2 separate regions of the Homo sapiens genome follow, and region 2 is linked to region 1. The links are chromatin loops, found by intact Hi-C in ENCODE. Cell type or tissue: PC-3. All regions are shown on one strand.

Region 1 (8,000 bases):
CAGAAATTCTGAAAGTATTTTTGAAGAATCAGTGTTTTATTAAACTCTCCAAACAATTCTGTTGCATAGCAAACTTTGGGAACAATTGTATAGATGATGGAGTGTAGGTGATGGGGGATGCAGGTGAGCTTAACATCTACTATTTTCTTGGGGAGATGGAAATTAGAGCCAGATTAATATTGTGCAGAGGATTAATAAGAAGTGGTAAAATAGATGTCAGGAATAAAGAAAATTTAAACAATTTTGGCTTGAAAGGAGACGAGATCATTATGATAGCAACAGGAAGATATATGGTCAAAGGCTGGTTGGTTGCTTAGTTGATTGGTGATGGTTGTTGATGTTTTAATATTAAAGATATTTAAGAATAGTTAAAAGGCAACAAAAAAGAATCTAGCCTGAGGAACAAGTTTGAATATAAAATAAAATAAAAAAAATGTATTATAAATTCAAAAATTTCTTGAGAAGATTGAAAATAATAAAGTCCGAAGCAAGTATTTTGAAATTTAGCATTAAATTTTTAGTTGCTGTAGTGTAGATTTGGTAAACATTTTCTGTAAAGGACTAGTGTAAATATTTTTGGCTTCTAGGAACACACAGTCTCTGTTAAAACTACTCAACTTTGCCATTTAAGTGGGAAAGCAGACATTAACAACAGGTAAGAGAATGGACATTATTGTGTTCCAGTATAATTCTATTTGCCAAAACAAGCAGACAGCCATATTTGGCCCATATAATACAGTTTGCCAACTCTTCCTTTAAAGAATCAACAACAAAGAAACAGAGGCTGTTGTAGCTACAGCTGCAGATAGGCTTTTGTGTTTGTATATTTGTGGAATGAAGATGGAGGGGGTTGGCTTTTTCTGGTTGTTTCTACAATATCTATAACTTAGGAGAGATAATAATGTGTTGAGCTTGTGAATTTAGGAGGAATGATTACATGACAACAGAGCATTTTTAAAAGGTAATTTCAAAGTATGAGTTGATTTGGGAAAATTAACAGAATTCCTCAGGTGTTGGGGGTCATTTGAATTTTATGATGAACTTTGCTTGTTCTGATGAAACTTTCTCCAACAACTCTCACATGGAGAAAAGAGAAAGTTGAGTTTAGCCAGAGTGAGGATATTGCCAGTCCAATAAAAAAAAAAAAAGTTAAAGGTATAAGGGAGTTGGCAGTATTTTAAGTATTGTTGTTGAGCTCATAATCTGTGAAATCTAATCAAGAAATGAAGGATAGAAAATACTGCTGAATTAGCTGAATTAGGCAGTTTATTCTATTATAAACCTACATGCACTTGCATGTTCATTGTAGCACTATTCACAGCAGCAAAGACATTGAATGATAGACTGAATAAAGGAAATGTGGTATATATATACCATGGAATCCTATGCAGCCATAAAAAAGAATGAGATCATGTCCTTTGCAGCAGGGACATGGATGGAACTGGAAGCCATTATCCTCAGCAAACAAACACAGAAACAGAAAACCAAATACCACATATTCTCACTTATGAGTGGGAGCTGAACAATGAGAACACATGGACACAGGGAGGGGAGAAACATACATTGAGGCCTGTCGAGGCTAGTAGGAAAAAGACTGAATTCATGAAGTATTTGCCATTAGTGAAGTACAAGTGGTACAAGATTATGTTGAACTAAGAAAAATATCACAAAAGTTGCAATAGAGAAAAGAAGAGAGAAAATTGAAAAATCACACATTAGACTTAACACAAAAGAATCTGATCCGTATCAGTGATTTATCTTTAATTGGGTAACATAAGCCATCATATTAACTTTATTATTCTAATTTAAAATTTGTTTTTGTAGTTTTGTTTGTATTAAGTTGATCACGTATGTTAATATCACAGTGTTATGATGTGGCTAAAAAATTGTTACTATTGTCTTGCTTACACATATCTCACTGGTATAATTAAAATAATTTCATCAGAGAAGAAGTTTCAAATTTAAATAATGGTATTACGGTTGATATAAACATTTTAGATAATATAACTAAATAATAGTTCAGATGATAATTATGGGCCATATAGTGAAGATGAACATCTGTATGTGAATTAGAAAATAAACTCTAAAATAATTTAGGCAAGCTTTGGCTGCTGTGTTCCACCATTCTTGGATATATTCAAATCCCTCTGGAGTCCAAAAGCCCTAATTAAAGCTATGATTAACTAGTTACATTTTCATAACTGAGGTCTAATTATAAGTTCAGACATTTCCCTGCCTAACAAAGAAAAAGCCATTGCTGCTGACAGCTGCACAAGCTATAAACACTGAGAAATAAGTAAGGGAATTTGAAACAGCTCTGTGACATTGTCAGGGTAAAACCCTGCCGTTTCTTTTACTAGAGGTGAGAGAAGATGTATCACTAGGCACATGACAAGACACATCTTTATATGAGGATCAACCAGTCCTCATAGTTTGTAAACTTGTAACTGACAATTTACAAAAAAAAAAAAAAAGACTACAAACTATTGAAGTTTTAAATAAAAATAGAAATATTGCAATCACACAACATTCACAAAACTTTTCTGGGAAAACAATGTATTCATAGTGTTCTTGATTCCTTTATGTAATATTCTTTTGGGTTGCAAAGACAGTTAGCTTCAAGAACAGAATTTAGAGGTATCCCTGTGGCAGTATGATAAATTAAAAATATTTTATAATGTTAAACATCAGCATTTAAATTTCCAAATTTTGATGGAAAGAGCACAACAGACTGAAATTGATCTCTCCATCTCATACATAAGTTGAAATTCTGATCCCAATCTGATGGTGTTTGAAGTCCTGGTCTTTGGGTGGTAATGAGGTCACAGGGTGACCCTCGTGAATTGCATTAACGCTCTTATAAGAAATGGCTGAAGAGCTAGCTAGCTCTTTTTCCTCCATGTGAAGGTACAGGATAAGTAGACTGTCTGCAACATGGAAGAGGGTCCTCACCAGAACTTAACCACACTCATACCCATATCTTGGACTTCTAACCTTCAGAATGGTAAGAAGTAAGTTTTTGGTTTTTGTAAGCAACACAGTCTATGGTAATTTGTTTATAACAGCCATGCTCACTAAGACAGAAGTTGGTACCAATAAGTTGGGTGGTTCTGGAAAAAATATCTGAAATTGTGGAAGAGCTTTGGAACTGAGTCATGGGTAGAAGCTGGAAGAATTTTGAAGTGCATGCTAGAAAAACCTAAGATTGTCACTGAAGGGAATTAAGTGGATCTGGTAAAGACTCAAAAGGAAAAGATGGGAGCTTTAAGGAAAGCTTTATTCATCTTAAAGCATACATGAATACTTACGTACAGAATGTTGCTAGAAATATGGAAAATAAGTTCTTTTTTTTTTTCTTGGCAGAATCTCGCTCTGTTGCCCAGGCTGGAGTGCAATGGCACAATCTCGGCTCACTGCAACCTCCGCCTCCCAAGTTCAAGCAATTATCTGCCTCAGCCTCCCGAATAGCTGGGATTACAGTCGCCTGCCACTACGCAAGGTTAATTTTTGTATTTTTAGTAGAGATGAGGTTTCACCATCTTGGCCAGGCTGGTCTTGAACTCCTGACCTCGTGATCCACCCGCCTCAGCCTCCCAAAGTGCTGGGATTACAGGCGTGAGCCACCATGTCCTGGCTCCTTCTTCTTTATTTCTCCATTTTGGAATGGCAATGTCTATCTTATTTCTGTCACACCATTTTTTTTTAGAAGCGCATAACTTGTTTAATGTGATGGTTAGTTTTAGGTATCAACTTGACCGAATTAAGAAATAGCTAGAGAGCTAGTAAAGCATGATATCTGGGTGTGTCTGTGTGTGGCAGTGTTTGCAGAGGAGACAGGTGAATGAGTCAGTGGAATGGGTGGGGAAGATCTGTCCTTAATATGGGCAGGCATCATCCAACTGGCTGTGGGCCCAGACAGAACAAAAAGTCAAATGAAAGGCAATTTATTTTTCTCTGTCTTGGAACTGGGACACCAGTCTTCTCCTATCTTTGAACATTAGAATTGCAGGCTCTTTTGCTTTTCAACCCCAGGACTTATACCAGTAACCTCCTGGGGTTCTCAGGCCTTCAGCCTTGGCCTGAGAGTTACACCATCACTGCCCTGGTTCTGAGGCTTTTGGCCTTGACTGAGTCATGCTACTGGCATTTTAGGGTCTGCAACTTGCAGACGGCAAGCTGTTATAAGACCTTTTCAGAATCACATGGGCCAATTCCTCTAATAAATTTCTTCTCATATTTTTTCTTCCTTCCTTCATTCCTTCCTTCCTCTCTCTCCCTCTTTCTTTTTCTTTTCTTTTCTTTCCTTCCCTTCCTCCCTTCCTCCCTCCCTCCCTCCCTCCCTCCCTCCCTCCCTCCCTGCCTGCCTTCCTTTCTTCCTTCCTTCCTTTCTCTTTCTTTCTTTCTTTCTGTTTCTTTCGGTGTTTCTTTCTTTCCTTCCTTCCTTCCTTCCTTCCTTCCTTCCTTCCTTCCTTCCTTCCTTCCTTCCTTCCTTTCTTTCCTTCCTTCCTTCTTTCTTTCTCTTCTTTCTTTCTTTTCTCTCTCTCTTTTCTTTTCTTTTTCTATCAATTTACCTGTCCATCTATCTATCTTATTAGCTTTATCTCTCTGAAGAGCCCTAAAAAATACATGAGAGTTTACAGTTTCACAGCTAGATAAGAATTTTGTCTGAGGAACATTTGTACCTCAAATCCTAATCATATTGAATTCAGACAAGACTTTGGACTTTTAACTTTACAGTTGATGTTGGAGTGAGTTAATTTTGGGCCTATTGAGATGAAATGAATGCATTTGCATGTAGAAAGCACATGAATTCTGGGAAGCCAGAAGTGGAATGCAATGAACTGAATGTTTGTGTTCTCCCAAAATGCATATGTAGAAAATTTAATCTCAATGTGATGGTATTTGGGAGTAGGGATTTTGGAAGGTAATTAGGTCACGAAAGTAAAACCCTCGGGAATAAGATTTGTGACCTTAGAAGAGGCCAGTTAGCTTCCTCGCTTTTTAACTTGTGAGGACACAGGAAGAAGATGGTCCTTCAAAACTAGAAAGAAGTTCCTCATCAAAATCCCAACCATGCTGGAACCCTGATCTCAGACTTCCAGCATCCAAAATTGTAAAAATTAAAAATGTTTGTTGTTTAAGTTATCTGGTCTATAGCAATTTGTCATAGCAACCTGGACTAAGACAAACACGCATGGTGAAGTTTAATAAAATAATGAAAGTACATATTGTACTTGACTATTTCATTTTCATATTAAAATCTTTTTACTAAAAAACTGAAATTTTCTTTACAAAAACCAGGAGTCCTAAGATTGATATAATTTTATTTTAATTAGTGCATTTGCTAATTTCACCTTTTATAAATAAACTCATACTTTGGAGAGTTTTCCATTATGAGGTTTTATTTATACATTTATTCGACAAATATATGTGGAATTTGTTCAACAGCTAATATTAATCAGATGTTACCTTAGTCTGTTTGATCAAAGTGAATGCAATAGACACAGCCTTATTCAACTTTCAATCCAGAGGGATAGTTAGCCAGTAAAAAAATGTAATAAAAAAGATATCCTTTATTTCACTCATACTAAAATACACATAATTTTAATGTACGTTTTAACATCTCTGAACTTAGTATTCATTGCCTGATTAATAGAATATTCCTGTTGCTGTGGTCCAGAATGCAGTCTTTTAGTAAAAGTTATTATCTACCTATATATATATTGGTTTAGGCTGTTTATATATCATCAAAGCAGTGGAATTAGGTATTATTTTATTTGAAAAATGCCCCAAATATTAGGAAAAGTAATTCACAGATATAACAGTGCCTTTCAATAAAATAAAAATAAAATACAATAAAGGAAAGGGAATTTCCCTTCAACTTACAAATGAAAGAAAGAGCTGCCTACTGGGCAAAGGATAAGGGAAATGATTGAACCAGCTGAAATTTATAAGAAGTGGATGTGATAAGGCAGCCCTGCTTGGTATAGACAGAGGTGTCAACAATTAAAGAACACACTCATGAAAAAGTGTCTGCTTGTTACTCCTAGTGTAGTATCTGGAAAGCTACATCCATTGGTATTTCAGCACACAGGATATTTCAGAACTATTTGAAGAAGAAGTAAGAGTGCAGAATCTCGATGACTCCTGCTAAGATTCAGAACATGCTGACTTCAAAATTTGCAAAATATGTGCCAACAGCTGACTTAAAAATTGGGAAACATAGGCAAAGCAATATTTGAATAAATTATTTCTTTCTTTCCTGCATTTGCCAATCCCTTAACAGTGGGAAGGACATTGTTGCATGAAAAACATGAACAGCAATATCTGCATCAAAATACAACTTAGGAAAGTTGAACTTCGAATTCAAGGTTTAGGTTAAAGTTAAGGTTAAACTTCACCATTTATTTTACATATAGTTACATTTTTACATGGATAAGATAATAATTGTTGAATAAGATTCAAAGTATCCTTTTCTAAAGTCTAAAAAATTATGGGTGATACAAAAGCAATATATCATTATGTAGCAAAGTTGCTGTTTTCCCAGCACCATATGCAATAACTCTGGGCCACCAATGAGATACCAGCTTAATGAAATATACGGTAATTTAAATATCTGCTTGAAGAAAACTGGGTAAGGGATAATACTCTAAGATGGAGAATGCTTTGCAAAGAATTATCAGGCGAGTTTTTTGATAAAGTGACATTTATTTTAAGAACTGAAGAATAAGAAGAGTTTGCTTTGAAATTATAGATTTGTCATAGAATTTGCCCAAATGTAGTCAATTCTGAGGAAAAAGGAGACACTCTTTAAAATGTTGGGTCTTACCCAGAAAACCAATGAGCATGATCATGCTAAACAAAATAGAAGTGAAGACTGTGGAAGGCAGAGGAAAATCTGCAATAATGGAGAAAAAGTTTGGCATGTAAGTGTAACCCAAGACCATTTTCCTAGACTCTAATAGAAATGGAGAGAGTGCTATTGAGATGAAGTACAAATGACAAATGGGACAAGAGAAAGCATTGACCTTACTAGCCTAATGTAAAGAGCCAATGCTTTATTCCAAGTGCAGTATAAAAATATTTTAGTTGAAATATTCTAGCTACTTTGTGGAGAATGGATTGGAAGGATCAAGAGAGACATCTAGAGATGAGTTTGGAGGCTATTGCAATAAGCCATAGAAGAGATCAACTAAGGTGAAGACAGTGGAGATCAGAAAAAAGTGGATAGATTATAAATAAAATAATAAAATATAAGAAAGACTGATGCTTGAATATAATGGCTGAGGTAGAAAAAGTAACTGAAAAATTGCTCCAATTTTTCTTGCATGAATATCTGGATGAATTCCAGCACTATTTTCTGATATGTAGTATTTTCAAGGAGAAAAAGATTTGGGGAGAGAAATGACCATTTCTACTTAGTATATGCTTACAATGCATGAAAGACATCTACATGAAGATGTCAAGTATAAATTTAGATATACGAGACTGGTACTCAGAGGAAAAGTTAAGGCTAAAGAGGTAACAGAAGAACGCATCAGCACAATATGTTGGCTAAAGCAACAAACCAACAAACTGTTTATTTTACCTAAGGAGATGGTAGAAAAAGATAAGAAAACAAAGATCTGATGTATGCCAATGAAATAGGGAAATCTGTAAAAAGGTCTGGCAAAGTAAGGTGAACAAAACATATATGTAAAACCACTAAAGATCTTCATTTCAGGGAACCCAAGAAGATTATTGCAAGAGAAAGAAAGAATGGTTGAATTTATCAATTGCTGTTGAATCATTTAATAAGATGAGGTAAGAGGAATTTCCAATCAATTTGACAATAAAATTGATATGGTTTGGTTCTGTGTTCAACTCTCATCTTAAATTGTAAATCCCATGTGTTGAGGGAGGGACCTGATGGGAGGTGATTGGATCATTGGGCCGTTCCCCCATGATGTTCTTCTGATAGTGAGGGAGTTCTCATGAGGTATGGTGGTTTAAAAGTGGCA
Region 2 (8,000 bases), 540 kb after region 1:
GACCCTGTCCAGAAAAAAAAGTGTGTTGGAGAAAGGAATATAATCCTTAGCAGAAAGTTTAACAAACTGTTAATCCTCAAAGCTGATGTGCTTTGAGGATTTGAAATAGTTGATGTACTATTTACACTTATATATTTGTAATTACTGAAGATCTTTCCCCAGCCTGTATTAGATATGTTACACTGCATTTCGATAACCAACTTCTCACACCTCTCACAGCTCTTTCTCAAATACACGTCTGAGTAGCCACATGCAATGGGTTAAAGGCCTAGGTGGGAATGTGGTAGGTAGTAATAAAATTAGGAACAGAGATCTTCTACTTAAGGAAATCAGAAAATTTTGGGACAAAGATATAAGCAAGACTCTCACACCTCTAGCTAAGCCAACTTCTCACACCTCTAGTATTAACTTTGCCATTATATCATTGAAATCTGTAGTGTTTCAGATGTCTACTAGATAGTAAGCAATCAGAACATAGATTATATTTTATTCCTCTGAACTAAAAAATTATACGGGAAATTTCTGCTGGATAGGTGGAATATTAATAAAACCTTGTGGTATAAAAATATTTGGCAATTTGAAGGATAAAATGTCTAGTAAAACTAATGCAAATTAAGCAAGGAGATATATTTGCAAAGTTAAAGAAGTATTTTTTAGAGTATTGCTATGATTTGAATCTTTATGTCCCCTTAAAATTCATGCGTTACAATTCTAATACCCAAGGTTATGGTATCAGGAGATGAGAATTTTGGAAGATGATTAGGTCATGAGAAGAGAATCCTTATGAACGGGGATTAGTGGGCTTATAAAAGACACCCTAGAATAATCCCTCACTCCTTTCCCTATGTAAAGACTCAGAAGACGGCATTATCTGTGCACTAGAAAGTAGGCCCTCACCCGACAGAGAATCTGCTGGTGCCTTAATCTTGGACTTTCCAGTCTCAAAAACTGTGAGAAATACATTTCTGTTGCTTCCATGCCACTCAGTCTATAATGTTTTGTTACAGTAGCCAAAACAGAATGAAACAGGTATGCTGAGCAGAATGGGTTTTATTCAATTTCCAATGAGATACCATTGGGTAATCAGAAGTGTATCATTTTAAGTTTTACATTTTTATTTTATCTTTTAGAGACAGTGTTTTACTTTGTAGCACAGGTTGGAGTTCAGTGACAAAATCCTAGCTCACTGCAGCCTCAAACTCCTGGATTCAAGTGATCCTCCCTCCTCAGCCTCTCTAATAGACAGGACTACAGGAGTGAGCCACCATGCCCAGCTAATTTTTTTTTTAAATTTTGTAGAGACCGGGTCTTGTCCAGTCTTGTATCAAATTCCTGGCCTTAAGCGATGCCTCTGCTTCCGCCTCCCAAGTGTAATAATTATAGGCATGAGCCACTGCTCATGCCTATAATTTTTAAGGAAACATTTTCAGAATTGTATAGAAAATGAAAATGAGTATGTACCAAAATGGAAGTTTAACTCCTCTTAGCATGTTGATATAGTCTCTATTGGAAAGATGCTTTTGGCATGAATTAGCATGATGGCAGAATAGACAAACAGAAAGGGACAAATTAATGCTAAATTTTGATGTCGTAATTGACATAACTAATACATTGAATATAGTTTTAAATAGAAAAGAGAAATCAAGTTAACCATTGTAACTCATTAAGTATTTAAGCAAAACGATAATATTCCTGAAACAGAGACTAGGAAGGTGCAGGTTTGGAAAATTTTTTTTAAAGTTTATATTTTGTTTAAAATGTAAATTCAAGAAAACGGAGTGCCATCAGAAGAGGGTCATCTGTTTATTTGGCAGGACTGGAATAAAACCCTTAAGTTTATTATATTTGAATGTTTGTTTCTTACATTTATAAAACCAAAAATATGATTATTTTAACTCTCAAGATTGAATAAACTTAATAATAGTATCTTTTATAAACCCAATTTAAGATAGAGCAACTTCTGTGCCAGAAAGTTAATTGGGGGAGCGTTGATATTAAATACAACTGCCAACAAGACTAAATACAGACTTCGTCTGGTCAGCATATTTTCTCCCTAGAGAGAAAACTAAATGAGAAGCCAAATTATAATTCACAGATTTTGTGACAAACAAGGAATCAAGGGATAATGAAAATGTAATCAGACCAAAATAGGGATATGAGTGCCTCTTGCGCTTCATAGATTTAGTTCTTGAGTAAATCAAAAGAAAAAAGATGGGTAAGAAGAAAAACCATAAAGTAAGGATGGCTGTTACTAGATTTTTTAAAATTAAGAATATTATATATTGTTATAGTTGTTTTGTCCCTGATAAACCAAAAGAAATGTTATGTTTTCTATCAGCCATTCATCATGTTATGAAACAAAAATTAAAAACAAATTATTGCCTATGTCTTTTATTCGTTATAATAAGCATCAGAGCCTGTTTTACATATCCTGCAATCTAAAAGATGTGTGGGTTTCTTTTCACAGTCACATAACAATTATACTTGATCTGATTGTATGTGAATAATAGAGGCTTCTCTCTTTGAGTAGAAACTGATTAATTTGTTCAAAATACAAGGACAACATTGAACAGTATTTTTGAAAACCTAATCATTGCATAAAATTTCTTTTTAGTAATGAAACCTATTTTTTTCTCAGACAGAATGTTATGTAAACAGAAGCCCAAAAATCCATATGAACATTCAGAAAAAGACTACAGAGAATAAAAATAGTAATTACTGTAATACTAGTTCTAACAGAAGGGGCTCAGATACTTAAAAGCAAAGTGAAGAAGCTATGATAAGAACTTATTTATGCCTGAAATTATAATAGTTACATATATCTCCTCTCCTTTGGTCATTTGCTGTTTTATTTTTTTGTCGTTGTCTTTTCTTCAAAGGGTGTTTATATTATTAGTTTTAGATAAAACAGTGCTCTTGAATAACGTTGGTCCCACATTTATCATACGAATTCATACTGTTTTTCATTACTTGCTAATTATCTCATGTGCATTAGTCAGCCTTCTCTAATTAAATCATAATATTATTGAGAATAGGAAATAAAGCTAGTACTTGTTTTTTAATCACTTCAGTAGCCAGCATCCTAGAATTTCAGTGCAGAAATCCTATAACAGCTTGTTAATCTCTCAGTCAATGTATATTTATGAATAAATATTCTGAGAATATTACTTAATGGGAATATCTGATATTCTGGTTTTATGCTCGTTTGACTCTAATCCCCTTTATAGAGTTACTTTTTGAAAAAAAAGATTGGTCCATACTTTATTATAAAATCTTTCCTAGTTATATTTTAATTTTAGCAATCCTAATTGAAACATAAAAGTTTTACCCATCATAATTACCATGTATATGGTAGGTGATATATTTTAAGGGATATAAGATCCTTTTTTTGTCTTTTAAAAACCCAAAATATGTGTATGTTTTTGTATTGCTGTTCTTATTTATATCTATCCACATCAAAACATAAGATACACATTAGCAATTTAAAATCTAATTAAGATAATATTTTAAAATATCAGATTAGAAAATAAACAACCTTCCCCATCTCACATTAAGACGATTATCTTGTGTTTCACTCATTATGCATGTCATTATGTTTTACCTTATTTAGTTTCAGTCTATGACCAGTGGACTGAACACAAATTTTAACAGTCATTCTTTAAACAATCAAGGTAGATAAGTAACTTTAATTTACAAATGAAGACTGAAATTAGTTTAATAATTTTTCAAAGGAAAAAGTGAGTGGGGAGCGGTGCAACATATTAACTTGGTAAACGCAAAGAATTTGTTTTTATAGGACTCGGAACATTCATCTTCAGCCTTACCCATAAATGACTCATGATTGCTACCTCATGAAAGAAAAAGAAAGTTGGTTTTACGTGCAGCTGCTCCTCCTGCTGCTGAAAGGCTTGGATTGCCAGCCCTAGTGAAGTCCAGGTATGTATTTTTCACTTTGTCACTTCTCTATACAACTTTCAAAGGCATTACAGGAAGTTTTGTCTCTCCACACCCACTATATTGCTATTCTGTAATGCTGTAACAAATTTACCACAAATTTAGCAACTTAAAACAACACTTATTTAATGTCCTACAATTTTGTGTGTCAGAGTTTGGTGTCAGTCATTTGAAGTTCTTATCTGGGGACTCTAGGGAGAATCTACTTCCAGTCTCATTCAGGGTGTTGGCCAAATTCATTTTCATGCAGTTTTAGCACTGGGGTCTATATTTCCTTGCTGACCACTGCAAGAGGATTATTCTTCTAAAGACTGTTTGTATCCTCTGGATAGCTCACATTTAAGACTATCTCGATTGCTCCTTAATTCTCCATATGCTTTTTATATTTCTGGTTGACTCTTCTGTTTTCCTTTTCTGCTTTTACCAGCCCCTGTGATTTCTCTGAGCTCACCTGAATAAGCCAGCATAGTCTGCCTATTTTAATGTTATCTAATTTTAAATGTTAATTTATCTTTTCATCTTCAATGCCCCTTTACAGTAGTGCTTGCAGTAGTGTTTCAATGAATAAACCCTAGTCAAGAATCTTGTGACATCTTTTGAATTAAGCCTACCACACACACACACAAAATTGATATTTAAACCTAAATGTCCTGATATGCCTGCTATTATTTCTTGTTTTAAATATGAGAAATATGCCTCAAAATTTACCTACTTTATATTCTCACCCAATTGATAAATATCTATTTTGAACTAAATAAAGTACTAACCTATTGGAGAATCAAGTCATACAAGTCCATTGGTGGAAATCAAGAAGACTGAACTTATGTACTAGACCCAGCTACTATCAGCTGGATTGAACCCCCCATGTTCTTTTCTTCTGAACTCTGTGTCCCATGACATCACATTAATAGCTGAAAATCAGCCTTGGTAGAAGTAGTTATACCGTGGGGATTAGCAAACTGTACTGCAAGTTGCAATAGATTATGCTATGATGGAGATTTGTGAAGGTAAAGGGATAACCTAACTCGGGTCGAGGAAAAGGTAGAGGCCAGATAATATTTCTTTGTGAAAGCAACACAATAGACATCTTGAAGTCTCAAGCGTTTTTTAGTACTTTGGAACATTAAATGTTTCCATTTGGTGATTATATCAGACAGACCAGAAATGCATGTCTTAACTTGCACACGTTGGCTTCAGTGAGCTTGAGCAATTGAGTTAATCTATTTAGGCTTCAGTGTCCAAAACTGTGGGGCTTGTTTGTTTGTTTATTTTAACATTCAATAAATACATACCAACCACTTCCATGTATCACGTGATATGCTAGACCTGAGAATAATGTGGTAAGAAATAAATATTTTTATTAAACCAAAATGTGCTTAATATACATTCTACAGATTTGAAACTTAATAAGCAAACGTAAGTTAGTGATAATGATTTTGTGTTTCAGGACCTTTTTAACAATTTAAAGAAGCTTAAGAAAACTTTCTTGAGAACACTTATATGAAGATATGTAACAATTTATATAGAGTTTTAAGAAATTAATCAGGCATTTTATGCCCATTCATTGACTTTCTTTGTATCCATGCAACTCTGTTAAAATTTTAGAATTTTAGGAGAAAGTGGAAATAAGTAGCTCTTTATTTTCAAAGACATAGTAGAAAAAAACACTAAGGAATATAGTCACAACACAATGTGGTTTGATGTGACTGAGCAATAGGCTATAAATATAGAACAAATACAATATAAGCAACAATAGGTGAATCAAATTAAGACCATGGATGGCATTGTGTATTTATGTAGAGAATTTAGTGTTTTAAGTTCACTTTTGGGTTTGGATTTTATAAATTGTTTTCTGTCTTCTGTGTAGCATTATAAGAGAGATTTTCCTTTCATTTTGGAGGAAATCTGTTTTAAGAAGGCTTGGGAAATGGTATAAGAGTCTCTAAGCCTTTGGGGGAAAGGTTCCCTTTTTTCCATTACAGTTATTTCCTTTGGGTTGATATTTCCCTACTTCTTCATTCTACACAAGCAATAAGTTCTAAAGAGAGCTTCATGTAACATTAGAACTATTTTAACTGAGAATCTTCAAAATATTTAAGCAAAGCATTTTAACTGGCTTGCAGCTTCCTAACTCTTAAATAATTTTTTCATAAAACAGCCAGAGGTTTCATTGCTTTTAATGAGCATGAGGCAGAAAAACTTAAACTTCATTTTGGAATTGTGTTTGAAACTCTAAATGGAAATGCGGAATAGATTAACTTTTTTTAATGATAAAAGCAAAACCAAGAATTTATCCTTAGGCAAATTAATAGCCAAATAAATTTCTTATTTTCAGTTTCTACAGGACAATTATTTTTAAAACCTAATATTGTTCCATTAAAGTGGGCAAAGTTAATATTCTCCAAGTAGATCTAATATTCAAAAAAAAAGTCCATTTCAAAAGTACATTTTGATTTGCATTTTGATTTTAAGTAACAATGAGTTTGTTTTCAAATAAAAACCAAAGTAACTCTAATATAATAACATATATTTTTCATTCATTTATATGTTTGCTCTCCATCTCTACTTTGATAAATATGCTAGTCTTATGAGCACATAGCCATTATTTTTTCATTTGTATATTAGTTTATAGCTTTAATCATTATCTCATGGCAATAAACATTTAAAACAAATTACTATTATGAATGTGAAAATTTTAAATAAATAAACTGAGAAAATCTTAAAATTTGACTTTCTGTGAATAAAAATAAACATTGTGAGGCTCTTCACTGTAGTCTCATGGCATATTTAAAAGAAAATGTTTTATGGCATTTAAGCTATTTTCATTCCAAATTCCTACTCACATTATTATAAAAATTCCATTTATATATTTGAATGATGTAATAGAGAAGATAAAGCATAATCTTTGTTTTAAAATAATGATTAAAACCTGAGTAAGTATTTGGTATGGTTTAGATATTTAACCCCTCAACACCTCATGTTGGGTTTTGATCCCCAGTGTTGGAGATGGGACCTAATGTTTGGATCATGGGAGCAGGTCCCTTATGAAGGCTTGGTGCTGATCTCAAGATAATGAGTGAGTTCTTGCTCTATTAGTTCCCATGAGAGCTGATTGTTAAAACGAGCCTGGCACATTCCTTCTCTTTCTCTTGCTATCTTCCTCTCACCATGTGATCGCTGCACACACCTACTCCCCTTCACCTTCTGCCATCAGCAGAAGCAGCCTGAGTACCTCACCAGAAGCAGATGCTGATGCCATGCTTTTCATACAGCCTGCAGAACTGCAAGTCAAATAAATCTCTTTTCTTTATAAATTACCCAGTCTCAGGTGTTCCTTTATAGCAAAACAAGTGGACTAAGTCAGTATCATATATATGTATAACACACACACACACATATTTTGCTATTATATATAATATATAATGTTTCTATTTTTATATGTAATAACAAAAGTATACAGAATATATCATTTTAAAAATCGAAGTATGATTAACAAGTTCTTTCAATATACATTTTTCAAATTAGGGGTGGAGAGCCACTATATTATTGAGTGCTGAAGAGGTTGGGATAAACAAGCTAAAACCAAGCCATCCTAATGGCCATATAAACTTCACACACCTTTTTGAAGAGTTACAACCTTAGATTCAATATTGTTATGAGAAATTAAAATTAAAGTCTAATCCCGTTTATATAATTCAAAGACACTGAAAAATCCATGCAGCTTTGAGATGATGCTATAATAGGATGGGACTCTTGAACGCCTTGGGAGGTGGATGTATTTTGTCAATGGGAAAGGCATGAAGCACAGGGGTCAAGCTTGCTGAGGATGCTTTGTTGAAATTTCTTGAGTACATTCCCTCCATCTTTAGATCTGTGAAATTATAAAGTCAAATTTACTGCCTCTATCCTACATACGACGTAGAAGGAAATGCATACCTGTTACAGAAATGTTTGTTCAAAAATGGGGAAATGGAAACCAGAAAGGGGTCACTGGAAATTCTGAAATCTAACTCAGAAAATATTGTGCATTCCTTGATTAAATCGCA

What was found. Hi-C counts contacts between places; a loop is a spot of excess contacts. Peaks named below come from ENCODE experiments on the same cell type or tissue, not always from the same donor. Only the 100,000 strongest peaks of a DNase experiment are listed, where the experiment ranks them.
Region 2: a loop joins it to region 1, with 5 times the contacts of the local background. A loop is called at or near these places in 2 of 110 quality-filtered maps.

Annotation. Positions count from the first base shown.
Region 1 is chr5:19,311,018-19,319,017 of GRCh38, reverse strand. No RefSeq gene overlaps it. Among named protein-coding and RNA genes, the nearest start is that of LINC02100, 570 kb to the right of the region's middle. In PC-3, a CTCF peak has its summit at 3,978; a DNase peak (open chromatin) is centred at 3,877; H3K27ac peaks cover 1,872 bases.
Region 2 is chr5:18,768,550-18,776,549 of GRCh38, reverse strand. No RefSeq gene overlaps it. Among named protein-coding and RNA genes, the nearest start is that of LINC02100, 26 kb to the right of the region's middle. In PC-3, a CTCF peak has its summit at 3,904; a DNase peak (open chromatin) is centred at 3,869; H3K4me3 peaks cover 278 bases.